Linked DNA regions of Homo sapiens: regions 1, 2 and 3 are each linked to region 4. Evidence: chromatin contacts called from ENCODE Hi-C or POLR2A ChIA-PET data. All regions are on one chromosome and are shown on one strand. Each heading gives the region's core, a stretch centred on a gene start or an enhancer-like site at or near the end of the contact. The rest is flanking DNA. Distances are from core to core; before and after follow the strand shown.

What was found. A loop is a pair of places that touch in the nucleus more often than their neighbours do. ChIA-PET counts read pairs that join two places held with the same protein, here RNA polymerase II (POLR2A). Pooled maps may share reads with other maps.
Region 1: a pooled map shows a loop between it and region 4 (7-fold over the local background). The contact joins the promoter of SAE1 here to the promoter of NOP53 in region 4. A Hi-C loop is called at or near these places in 3 of 50 pooled maps. POLR2A ChIA-PET finds 5 or more read pairs at or near these places in 2 of 52 experiments (HEK293 and PC-9).
Region 2: a loop to region 4 is called in a map with no recorded cell type, with 25 times the contacts of the local background. The contact joins the promoter of SPHK2 here to the promoter of NOP53 in region 4. A Hi-C loop is called at or near these places in 1 of 168 maps with a recorded cell type or tissue (heart left ventricle), 2 of 37 single-sample maps with no recorded cell type and 5 of 50 pooled maps.
Region 3: a loop to region 4 is called in a map of CD8-positive, alpha-beta T cell, with 6 times the contacts of the local background. The contact joins the promoter of ZC3H4 here to the promoter of NOP53 in region 4. A Hi-C loop is called at or near these places in 1 of 168 maps with a recorded cell type or tissue (CD8-positive, alpha-beta T cell), 3 of 37 single-sample maps with no recorded cell type and 8 of 50 pooled maps.

What each region holds. Positions count from the first base shown.
Region 1 is chr19:47,129,511-47,132,370 of GRCh38, forward strand. It overlaps SAE1 (SUMO1 activating enzyme subunit 1), which reads left to right and starts at 1,325. Exons shown (of 9, transcript NM_005500.3): 1 at 1,325-1,518. The coding sequence starts at 1,421. RefSeq lists enhancers at 1,099-1,713, 1,406-1,645.
Region 2 is chr19:48,618,254-48,620,953 of GRCh38, forward strand. SPHK2 (sphingosine kinase 2) reads left to right here and starts at 1,253. Exons shown (of 7, transcript NM_020126.5): 1 at 1,253-1,290; 2 at 2,149-2,300. The coding sequence starts at 2,262. It overlaps RPL18 (ribosomal protein L18), which reads right to left and starts at 925. Exons shown (of 7, transcript NM_000979.4): 1 at 888-925. The coding sequence starts at 890. RefSeq lists enhancers at 1-396, 667-1,346, 1,507-1,596.
Region 3 is chr19:47,112,287-47,115,075 of GRCh38, forward strand. ZC3H4 (zinc finger CCCH-type containing 4) reads right to left here and starts at 1,490. Exons shown (of 15, transcript NM_015168.2): 1 at 1,434-1,490; 2 at 138-303. The coding sequence starts at 298. RefSeq lists enhancers at 1-395, 396-1,123, 1,003-1,162, 1,403-1,632 and silencers at 1-252, 503-592.
Region 4 is chr19:47,744,272-47,746,971 of GRCh38, forward strand. It overlaps NOP53 (NOP53 ribosome biogenesis factor), which reads left to right and starts at 1,275. Exons shown (of 13, transcript NM_015710.5): 1 at 1,275-1,512; 2 at 2,696-2,700. The coding sequence starts at 1,289. RefSeq lists enhancers at 1,158-1,547, 1,968-2,468.

The DNA.
Region 1 (2,860 bases), core at 75-2,574, 610 kb before region 4:
TCTCGAACTCCTGACTTCGTGATCTGCCCTCCCTGGCGTCCCAAAGTGCTGGGATTACAGGCATGAGCCACTGTGCCCTGCCAAAAAGCCTATGATTCTAACATCAGAAATCCTTCCACCTCAGCCTCCCACGTAGCTGGGACTATAGACTCAGTACCACCACACCAAGCTAATTTTTGTATTTTTAATAGAGATAGCGTTTCCCTATATTGACCACCTGGGGCCATCCCTGGTTTTTTTTTTTTTTCCCTTCCTTCCTTCCTTTCCCTCTCTCTTTCCCTCCCTCCTTCCTTCCTTTCTTTCTTTCTTTCTTTTTTTTTTTTTTTTACAGAGTCTTGCTCTGTTACCCAGGTTGGAGTGCAGAGGCATGATCTTGGCTTACTACAACCTCCGCCTCCCGGATTCAAGCAATTATCCTACCTCAGCCTTCCAAGTAGCTGGGACTACAAGTGTGAGCCACCATGCCCTGCTAATTTTTTTATTTTTACTAAAGACGGGATTTCACCACATTAGCCAGGCTGGTCTCCAACTCCTGATTTAAAGTAATCTGCCTGCCTTGGCCTTCCGAAGTGCTGAGATTACAGGTGCGAGTCACCGTGCCTGGCCTATTCCTGTTTTCTTAACGCTCCTCTCTCCCACTGGGCCGTGACTGCCTCTAAGGCAGAGATGTGTTCATTTTTATTATTATTGTATGTCCAGGGCTGGGCACAAAGTGCAACACATAGTAGGGACATGAAAGGCTGGGCACAGTGGCTCATGGTTGTAATCCCAGCACTTTGGGAGGCAGAGGCGGGAGGATGGCTTGAGGCCAGGAGTTGGAGACCAGCCTAGGCAACAGAGGGACCCCATCTCTATGAAAAAAAAAAAAAAAAATTGACAGTTCAATGTCACCTCTGATAAGCCTTCCCTGACCACCCCTGTTACTCTGTAGCCCCATGTCCTGCTTTATTTTTCTCCAAAGCATTTATCATCGCTGGGTTTATATTTATTTCTCTTCGGGCTTTTCTCACTGGATCGTAAACTCCATGAGGACAGGGCTTTGTCGATTTCACTCAATACCGTTATTTTACAACATCCCTATTGCTGGGATCTCAGTATGCACTCCTTAAATATTTGCAGAATTTAAGTGCCACATAAGTGACCACGTGGGCAACGCCCTCGGGGCCTTAAGCCGCGCCATTTTTGGGGCTAGGATTGGTTGGACCCTCCGTCACGTGACATGCAGTCGCCGGATCGCCTTTGAGTCTCGTGAGGTACTTTTGGTCCCAGGCTCCGCGGACGAGGTACTGCGCAGGCGTGGGAGGGTCTGCGCATGCGCAGAAGCACTCCGGGCGTGCTGCCGGCGGCGGTAGGTGGCGCGCGGGTCCGGCGGGCGGTTGGCTTGAGCGGGACCGGAGCTGAGGCAGGAAGAGCCGGCGCCATGGTGGAGAAGGAGGAGGCTGGCGGCGGCATTAGCGAGGAGGAGGCGGCACAGTATGACCGGCAGATCCGCCTGTGGGGACTGGAGGCCCAGAAACGGTCAGGGCCGGCGCGGCTTGAGGCCGCTAGGGTCTGGAGGGGGCGTCTATTCTGAGGCGTTTGCGGCCCGGAAGGAGCGGGAAGGTGTGATTTGAAGGGAGGAGGCGGGAATTCTGTGCTCTGGGATCGTCTCTCTCTTGGGGGGACTGGAGGAGTTGATTGGGGATGTTTCTGGAAGGTCTGGGAAGTGGTTGGGAGGGCCGTTCCGAAGGATGGGAGCTCTGAAGGGGGCGTTGGGGAGTCCTGAGAGAGCGGGAGAATTCAAACTCAGGAAATCCGAGGCCCGAAAGCGGTGATTGTGGGGTTTGATCGCGGTTAGGGGATAAGAGGGGCTGGGGATACGTGGAAAGGGTGAGGTGAGGGACGCAGTTCATTCATTCGAGGGTATGGGACCTGGTTCCGTGCTGCACACAGGGGAGACTGGACTGGCCAACCGGACAGACGGGAGCTTACACTCTTGTGGGAGCTCACGGGCGGGCCAGTCTGAGAGAATGCGGGTTTTGAGGAGTTTTGGAGCAAGTTATCTCAAATGGGAATCTTGAGAGGCTCGGAGAGGCTGGAGGGGGACGGCCGTAGGCTCCCGAAAAGGTTGCTTGTGTTTGGTATGGGGCTGTGTCTTGATAGGACAGGAGACGTAGTTTGGGCATTGTGGAGTAGCTTAGGGAATTCTTTTTTTTTTTTTTTTTTTTTTTGAGATAGTCTCTCTCTGTCGCCCAGGCTGGAGGGCAGTGGCGCGATCTCGGCTCACTGCAACCTCTGCCTCCCGGATTCAAGCGATTCTCCTAACTCAGCCTCCCGAGTAGCTGGGATTATAGGGGCCCGCCAGCACGCCCGGCTAATTTTTGTATTTTTAGTAGACACGGGGTTTCGCCATATTGACGAGACTGGTCTCGATCTCCTTACCTCAAGTGATCCACCCGCCTCGGCCTCCTGAAGTGCTGGGATTACAGGAGTGAGCCACCGCGCCAGGACGTCTTTTGTTTTGTGCAGTTGGGTGACCTCGGTTCACTGCAGCCTCTGGCCTCCCGGGTTCAAGACTTCCTCTCACCTCAGTCTTCTGAGTAGCTGGGATTACAGGCTCGCGCCACCATGCCTGGCTAATTTTTGTATTTTTAGTAGACATGGGTTTTCACCATGTTGGCCAGGCTGGTCTCAAACTCCGGACCTCAAGTGATCTGCCCGCCACAGCCTCCCAAAGTGGTTGGATTACAGACGTGAGCCACTGTGCCCAGCTTGTTTTTTTTTTTTTTCTTTCTCTGTGGCCCAGTGGAGTGCAGTGGTGGGATCACAGCTCACTGTAGCCTCAACCTCCAAGGCTCAAGGGATATTCCCTCTTCAGCCT
Region 2 (2,700 bases), core at 3-2,502, 870 kb after region 4:
ACCTAGCAATACTACTAGAACCACCTCTCCTACAGCATCAGTCAATCCAACAACCCTTACCAAATAGTGTCTTTTTAAAACATCGTTTTTAAAGTGGAGACAGGGTCTCACAATATTGGCCAGGCTGGTCTTGATCTCCTGGGCAAGGAATCCTCCCGCCTCGGCCTCCCAAAGTGCTAGGATAACAAGCGTGAGCCGCCTCGCCAGGCTCCTACCGCCCTGCTGCCTTTCTGAGCAACTTAAGTTTTTCAGACTGTGTTGACAATTACAAGAACTATTTAATAGCTCCACTTATGCAGCACTTACTGTGTGCAAAACCCCGTGATGAGCATCTCCTGTGAATTATTTCTTCCCAAATTCACAAACTTGTCAGATGAGATTACTGTGTACCCAACGAACAGCCAGACACTGGGGCAAAGGCTCAAAAACCATCACAAGGTGGGAAGGGGCCTGAGACTCAGAGACCTGCCTGGTCCCCAAATCCAGTTATTCGGCTCTCGATCCTCTCACCCGCCGCGGCCCCCATCGAACCCGACTTTTCATACTAGAAAGTGACAGGTCCAGATAAAGGCAGCAAAGCCAAATAACTAAGAGTGGCTGCGGGTCCAGCCACCTGGGTCGGAATCCTGGCTCTGCCACTTCCTGGCTTTGTAAACCCAGTCATATCAGCCTCCGAGTACCTCCACTTGGTCATCTACTAAGTGGGGGCGGTAGGCTATGACTGACCCATCCCTGCTTTCCTGGCCCCCAGAGTAGGTCCCCAGTATCGGGAATTGCTCCCTCCGGGCAGCCGCAGACCCCCTGCCGCCCTCCAGCGTGCCCCTAGCCCAAAACCACGGCGGATGGCAGCGGATTATCCAGCCCCGAACGCCGCAAAGCGAGCTCACCATGATGGCGCCTCCTGCTCGGCCAGGTCCGGAAAGAGAGAACGGGCTGGGGTGGGCGGGGAAAGCCTCAAGCGAGTGGCGCCGCCGTGACGTCACATGGGTGCGACGCGGCGCTCTACCACGATCCGGACTTCTCTGTGGTGAGTTGGACGACTGACTAGCCGGGCGATAACGGCAGAGAGCATAGAGCGCAGGAACAAGCGCAACGTCCAAGAGGGAAGGGCCAGCACGTCGGGGGCCTCTCTGGCCCTACCCAGGCCGTGTTCTCGATAGCTTTCCGGAAGAAAGGGATCTGGGAGCGAGATGCGTGTAGCTAGCACGATGCGTCGCGCGGTGACGCTCTGGCCCGACGCCGACGGCCTCTCAGTGGCTCCCGGAGGACCCGGCGGGCCCAGTGTTGGAGGTGAGGAGGCGGGGCTGGCAGGGCTAGTCGGGGCATCTGGAAATTTCCGACCCCACGCTTCGGGCGTTTCCTTATCAGGTTCACCGCTCCCTGATCTCGCGCTGCACTTCGTAGGCGCAGCCGCTGCTTGGGAAGTCCTACTTAAGGTCTAACCCGAGATGATCTTGCTGCACCTCAATCTATAGCATCCTGTATTCCCATCCTTTGAGTTCCGCTTCTCCTTCTCCCCCGGCCCCTAGATGGCCCTTCCCTGACCTAGAAAGAGGGAGACAGAGTTTCATAGGGGAGGCAAAATGGAGACTCCGTGGCTTGGGGGTGGGGGGAATGGAGGCCCAAAGGGTAGGAAGGAGACCTAGAAAGAGGGGTGAGATGGAGACCCAGGGAGAAGTAGTGGCAAAGAAAGATGGTGAGATGGGGCCTTGCAAGGCTATAACCAAATTCAAATCCTGGCTCTGCTAGTTACTAATGGGGTGATTGGGCAAGTCATTTAACCTCTCTGTGATCTTGGGAAAATCACTTAACTTCTTTGGGCCTTACTCTCCTTATGGACAAAAAGGGGATGACAACAGGCCTGGCACACAGGGGTGTTTTTCAGGATTATGAAAGTTAATAAAACTGCTGAGGTCAATATTTTGCACATAATAAGTGCTCAATAAAAATTAGCCTTCACTCCTATTATAGCATACATATTGTGTGCAACCAGATGGACTGGCTGGGGCAGTGATTAAAATGACTTATCTACTCTTCCCCCCACCCGCCAGGGAGGCCCCTGCCTCTTGGTTCTCAGGCACATTGAGCCTGGAAGGGCCTCCTGCAGTTGGCTGTCAATGCTGCTCCTCACTTACCTCTCCTCCACAGAGCTGAAGGTCAGGCCAGGACAGTGAGACCTGACTCCTTGCTCCTACCAGCCTACTATGGCTTAAGACCCAGGGCCAGGGTCCCGTTGATGTAACAGAGCAGAGGACCAGCAGATGAATGGACACCTTGAAGCAGAGGAGCAGCAGGACCAGGTAAGGGACCATCTAAAAGCCAAGATCCTCATACTGTGGAAAGACAAAATCTGAAGCTTTTCTTTAAAAAAAAAAAAAAAAAATTGGAGGCCAGGCGTGGTAGCTCAAGCTTGTAATCCCAGCACTCTGGGAGGCCAAGGCCTGCGGATCACCTGAGGCCAGGAGTTCGAGATCAGCCTGGCCAACATGGTGAAACCCCATCTCTACTAAAAATACAAAAATTAGCCAGGCATGGTGATGCGCACCTGTAATCCCAGCTACTCGGGAGACTGAGGCAGGAGAATCATTTGAACCCGGGAGGCAGAGGTTGCAGTGAGCCGAGATCGCGCTGCACTCCAGCCTGGGTGACAGAGTGAGACTCCGTCTCAAAAAAAAAAAAGAAAAAACAGGGTCTCACTCT
Region 3 (2,789 bases), core at 240-2,739, 630 kb before region 4:
CCACCGACCCCGCCCTTCCTCCTCCTCCTCCTCCTCCTCCTCCTCCGCGGCCCGGCCCAACATGGCGGCCGCCCCCCTTCCTCCTCCTCCTCTTCCTCCCCCCGGGGACGCAGCCCCGGCCCAACCGGGGGCCTGACCTGTCGTCAGGGAGCGGGAGGCGGTGGTGGAGGAGGTGCGGGGTGGCCGGGCGGGCGTCGGGGGAACACGGAGGAGGCGAAGGCGTTGATGGCGGCGGCGGCGATGGCGGCGGCGGCGACTCTGATGGCGGCGGCGGGGGGGTCCCGGGCGCGGCCTCCATAGTTCCTTTGGGGGGGAGGGGATGTTAATGCACGAAAAAGGACTGCTTGGGCGTGGCGGGAGGGGCACACTTAAGCTCGGAGGGCTCCTGATGGGAATGGGGTATATATTTTTTCGGTTTCGGAATCACCTCTGCGCTGACCTCCGCGTAGGCCGCACGGCCTAGGCCTCGGAGGGCCGCTCGCCGCCTGCTTTCTCCGCAGCCCACCCTTGCGGTCACTCGCTCACTGGCGCGGGGCCCTCATAGGGGCGAGAGCCCCCCCCCCACGCACCCCCGGGGGGCGGGACACCCGGGAGACACGGACACTGGTGGGTGGTTGGGTGTAATTAGCGCGGGCCGCGCGCGATGGAGCAAGCGAAGGGTAAGGGGAGAAGAGGAGAGCGAGCGAGGGGGGTGGGGGGTTAAAAAGAAAAAAAGGATTTGAGGGAGAGAGGGAACGGGCCGCGGAGACGGGCCGACTGTCTCCCTTCTCTGCCCGCCCTGGGTGCCCCGGCTGCCCGGCCCCCGCCGCAATCAGGAATTGACACAAAATGGCGGCTCGGCCCGAACCAGCCTAGAGGCTGAGGCGGGAGGAAGGGTGAGATGGGAGGGGGAACTGAGAGGCGGAGGCGGAGGCCGTGTCACGTGCAGGAGAGGGGTAGAGACCGCTTGCCCGAAGGCCGGCGGAAAGAGCCGAAGGCAAAGGGCGAGGCCGAGGGGAGGCGGAAATAGCCGAAAGGAGCTGAGCAGGAGCGAGGAGGCGACGGGGGAGAGCCAGAAAGAGCTGAAGGTGGTGATATGGGTGGGGCTAGAGAGAGCATGAGAAACCTAGGGGAGCCATAAATAGCCTAAGCCGATCGGGACCGGGGAAGGAGGAGAAACTGAGACGGTCCGGAAAGAGCCGAAAGCGGTGTCCGGGTGGGTGGCAGGAGGTGGAAACAGCCGAAAGAAAAGCAGCCAGGGTAATGCGATTAAGAGAATGAGCTGAACGGGCGGGGCTGAAGGGGAGAATAAACGACTTTCAGGAATTCGCCGGAGAGCAAGAGGGAAAAACCGAAAATTGCTAGTTTGAAGGAAGGCGGGAAGAGCCAATAGTTTTAGGTGGGAGAATGGGAGGGAAGGAATTCAGGCTACGGAGAGGGAAAAAAAAAATAACCGAAAGCTGGAGGCCAGGTGCCGAGAGTCGGAGGTTTCCGGAGAAGCGATGAAGCCCAGCCAGCCCGGAGGTGACGTCACTCGACAACCCAGTCGATGATGTCATCATTGGATGCGAGAGGGGCGGGGCTTGGTAGTCCCTCAGGGGAGTTTAAGGACCTGGGGTGTAGGACCCATGGAAGGCTCTCAAATAGCAGAGCTAGAAACACTGGCCGGTGTCGTAGACTGTACAAACAAAATCTTTTGACCCTCATAACCGTCCTAACATAAGCTGCTGCTATTCCCATTTGCAGACTGAAGTTCGGTGTTTTAAGTAATCGGTTCACGGTCATAGGATTAGTTCTAAAAAGCACAGCAAGATTTTTTTTTTAAGAGACAGAGTCTTGCTCTGTCGCCCAGACTGCAGTGCTGTGACACGATCATACCTCACTGTAACCTCGAATCCAGGGATCTTCCTTAAATACTTGTTAGCTCTTTCTACAGTGCCAGTCCCTGTGATGGAGCATGGGAACAGTTTCTGTCTTCATGGAACTTAACCGATAATGCCCCAAGGGAGAGAAACAGAGTTAAAGAATAAAGGGGGTGGGTGGAGTGTTAGAGGAGGGTCTTGTAATTGTTCTTTTAGGCTGGTACATGAAAAAGAAGAGATGGTTCCAGGCAGAAGAAATACCTTATTTCAGGCGGGGCGATGTTGCTCACGCCTGTAATCCTAGCACTTTGGGATGCCGGGGCGGGCGGATCGCTTGAGCTCGGGTTGGAGACCAGCCTGACGAACATGGTAAAACCCCTTCTCTACTAAAAATACAAAAATTAGCAGGACATGATGGCTCACACCTGTAGTCCCAGCTGCTCGGGATGTTGAAGAGGGAGAATCGCCCGATCCCGGGAGGTCGCGAGGCTGCAGTGAGCCGAGATTATGCCACTGCACTCCAGCCTGGGCAACAGAGTGAGACTCTTGTCTCAAAAAAAAAAGAAAAGAAATACCTTATTTCAGGCCCTGACAAAGCAAAGACCACTTAGATTCCAGGAAGAGAGAAAAACCGTGTCAACAGTGATAAATCTGGAGACAGAGGCACCATGTGACTTCCTGGTATATTGATCCTACTTTTTTTTTTTTTTTTTTGAGGCAGAGTCTCGCTCTGTCGCCCAGGCTGGAGTGCAGTGGCGCGGATCTCGGCTCACTGCAAGCTCCGCCTCCCGGGTTCACGCCATTCTCCTGCCTCAGCCTCCCAAGTAGCTGGGACTACAGGCGCCCGCCACCACGCCCAGCTGATTTTTTGTATTTTTAGTAGAGACGGCGTTTCACCGCGTTAGCCAGGATGGTCTTGATCTCCTGACCTCGTGATCCGCCCGCCTC
Region 4 (2,700 bases), core at 25-2,524:
CCTCCCAAAGTGCTGGGATTAGAGGCGTGAATCACCACGCCCTGCCATGGATCCCTTTGAATGGCTGCCAGGGCCCAAGAGCCTCTGAGCTTCCTTCCTTATTTGTAAATGACAAAGATGAGTTGATTCTAAGATGAAGCCTCAGAGGGCAAGGCAGTAACAATAGCTAACACTCAGATGCCAGACGCAGCCTTAAGCGCTTTACATATGTTTAATCTTCTGCATGACTTATGACGCAGATGTACTGTTATCATCTTTATTTTACAGATGAGGAAACTGAGGCACAGTGAAGTAGCCCGCTCAAGATGAATGATTCTGAGTCTGCACTTCTAGGGTCCTAAAAGTGTATGTTTCTAACATTCCTCTAATGTTCTGTGCTTCCAACTTTGATATTCCGAAAGTTACTTGATTTCTAAGATCCTAGGATTGGAACATTTGAGAGGACAAAACTTCTGAGATTGGAATGTGTGTTGTGCGGAATCTGCCACTGACGGTTCTGACTTTCTAAGAAAACGAGATTAAAAAATAATCAGGCCGAGCATGGTGGCTCACATCTGTAATCCTAGCATTTTCGGAGGCTGAGGAGGGAGAATCACTTGAGCCCAGGGGTTCAAGACCAGCCTGGACAACATAGTGAGACCTTTGTCTCTTAAAAAAAAACACACACACATCAGTTTGGACCGGGAGTGGTGGTGTGAGCCTGTAATCCCAGCGCTTTGGGAGGCCTAGGAAGGAGGATCACTTGAAACCAGATGTTTGAGACCAGCCTGGGCAACATGGGGAGGCTCCATTTCTACAAAAAATAAAAATAAAAAATTAGCCAGGTGCGGATGCACCCTTCTGTGGTCGCAGCTACTCGGGAGGCTGAGGTAGGAGAATCCCTGAGCTTAGGAGTTGGAGGCTGCAGTGAGCCATTACCCTTCCACTGCACTCCAGCCTGGGGGCAACAAAGTGAGACCTTATCTATTAAAGAAAAAAATCAGTTTGAGCAAAGACCCCAGGCGGCCGGGAAAGGTGTTCGCTTAAGGGCGAAAGCTAAGAACCTGCAACCTTCCCGTCTCTTTCCTACCACCCGCCGCCGTTAGGAATCTTCAGATCCCGCTGTAAAGAATGGAGGAAGGAGGAGCCATTTATCCTTTACCAAGATGGCAGCCTCCTGGCAACTCCAGTCACTTTATAAATATGGCTGCCACAGGAAGTACGTCACGGAAGAGGGTGGGAAATCTGCGCGCGCACGCTGCAAAGGGGCTTTTTGGGACGCCAGTGGCTGAGTTCTTCCTTTGACAAGATGGCGGCAGGAGGCAGTGGCGTTGGTGGGAAGCGCAGCTCGAAAAGCGATGCCGATTCTGGTTTCCTGGGGCTGCGGCCCACTTCGGTGGACCCAGCGCTGAGGCGGCGGCGGCGAGGCCCAAGAAATAAGAAGCGGGGCTGGCGGCGGCTTGCTCAGGAGCCGCTGGGGCTGGAGGTTGACCAGTTCCTGGAAGACGTGCGGCTACAGGAGCGCACGAGCGGGTACGTTGGGCGGGACTTCCGGGAGGTGGGACGGTTCCTGCGCCCAGGTGCAAGGCCAGGCGTGCTTGCGTGGACTCGTCGGGGGTCGGGGGTCGGGGGTCGGGGGTTGGGGGCTCCTGTCCCGGGGACCGCCGAGGAAATGGAGAGCATGGGCAGGGGACTCAGCATGGGAAGCTGGAGAGCTTGATAGAGTTACCAGATTTAGCAGATAAATATACAGGACGCTCAATTAAATTTGGATTTTAGGTAAACAATGAATAATTTTTAGCATAAATACGTTCCATGCATCCACCTTAGCTTGCTGTTTTCTAAATATGTGTGTGTGTGTATGTATATATGTGTGTGTATATATATGTGTATATGTGTGTATATATATATGTGTATATGTGTGTGTGTATATATATGTATATATATATGTTTTTCAGACGGAGTCTCGCTCTATCGCCCAGGCTGGAGTAGGCGCGATCTCAGCTCACCGCAACCTCCGCCTCCCAGGCTCAAGCGATTCTCCTGCCTCAGCTCCTTAGTAGCTGGGATTACAGGCGGGCGCCACCACGCTCGGCTATTTTTCTTTTCTTTTCTTTTTTCTTTTTTTTTTGAGACGGAGTCTTTCTCTGTAGTCCAGGCTGGAGTGCAATGGCACGATCTCGGCTCACTGCAACCTCTGCCTCCTGGGTTCAAGTGATTCTCCTGCTTCAGCCTCCCAAGTAGCTGGGATTACAGGCATGCACCACCACGTCCGGCTAATTTTTGTATTTTTAGTAGAGACAGGGTTTTGCCATGTTACAGGCCAGGCTGGTCTTGAACTCCTGACCTTAGGTGATCCACCCGCCCCGGCCCCCTAAGGTGCTAAGATTACAGGTGTGAGCCACCACACCCAGCCTAATTTTTGTATTTTTAGTAAAGGCAGGGTTTCACCATGTTGGCCAGGCTGCTCTTGAACTCCTGACCTCAGGTGAGCCACCCGCCTGGGCCTCCCAAAGTGCTGGGATTACAGGCGTGAGCCACTGCGCCTGGCAGTCCTTCCTAAATACTAAGTTCTGTAAACTGCTGGGCGAAGCCTTAGCCTGGAAGAGTCCGGTGGCGGGACTTGACTAAGCGGAAGATGAAGGCTGGACCTGCCAGGTTAAATCTCTTTCCTCTCCAACATCTCTGGCTGATGTTCTGCATTTCTGTCCCCCAGTGGCT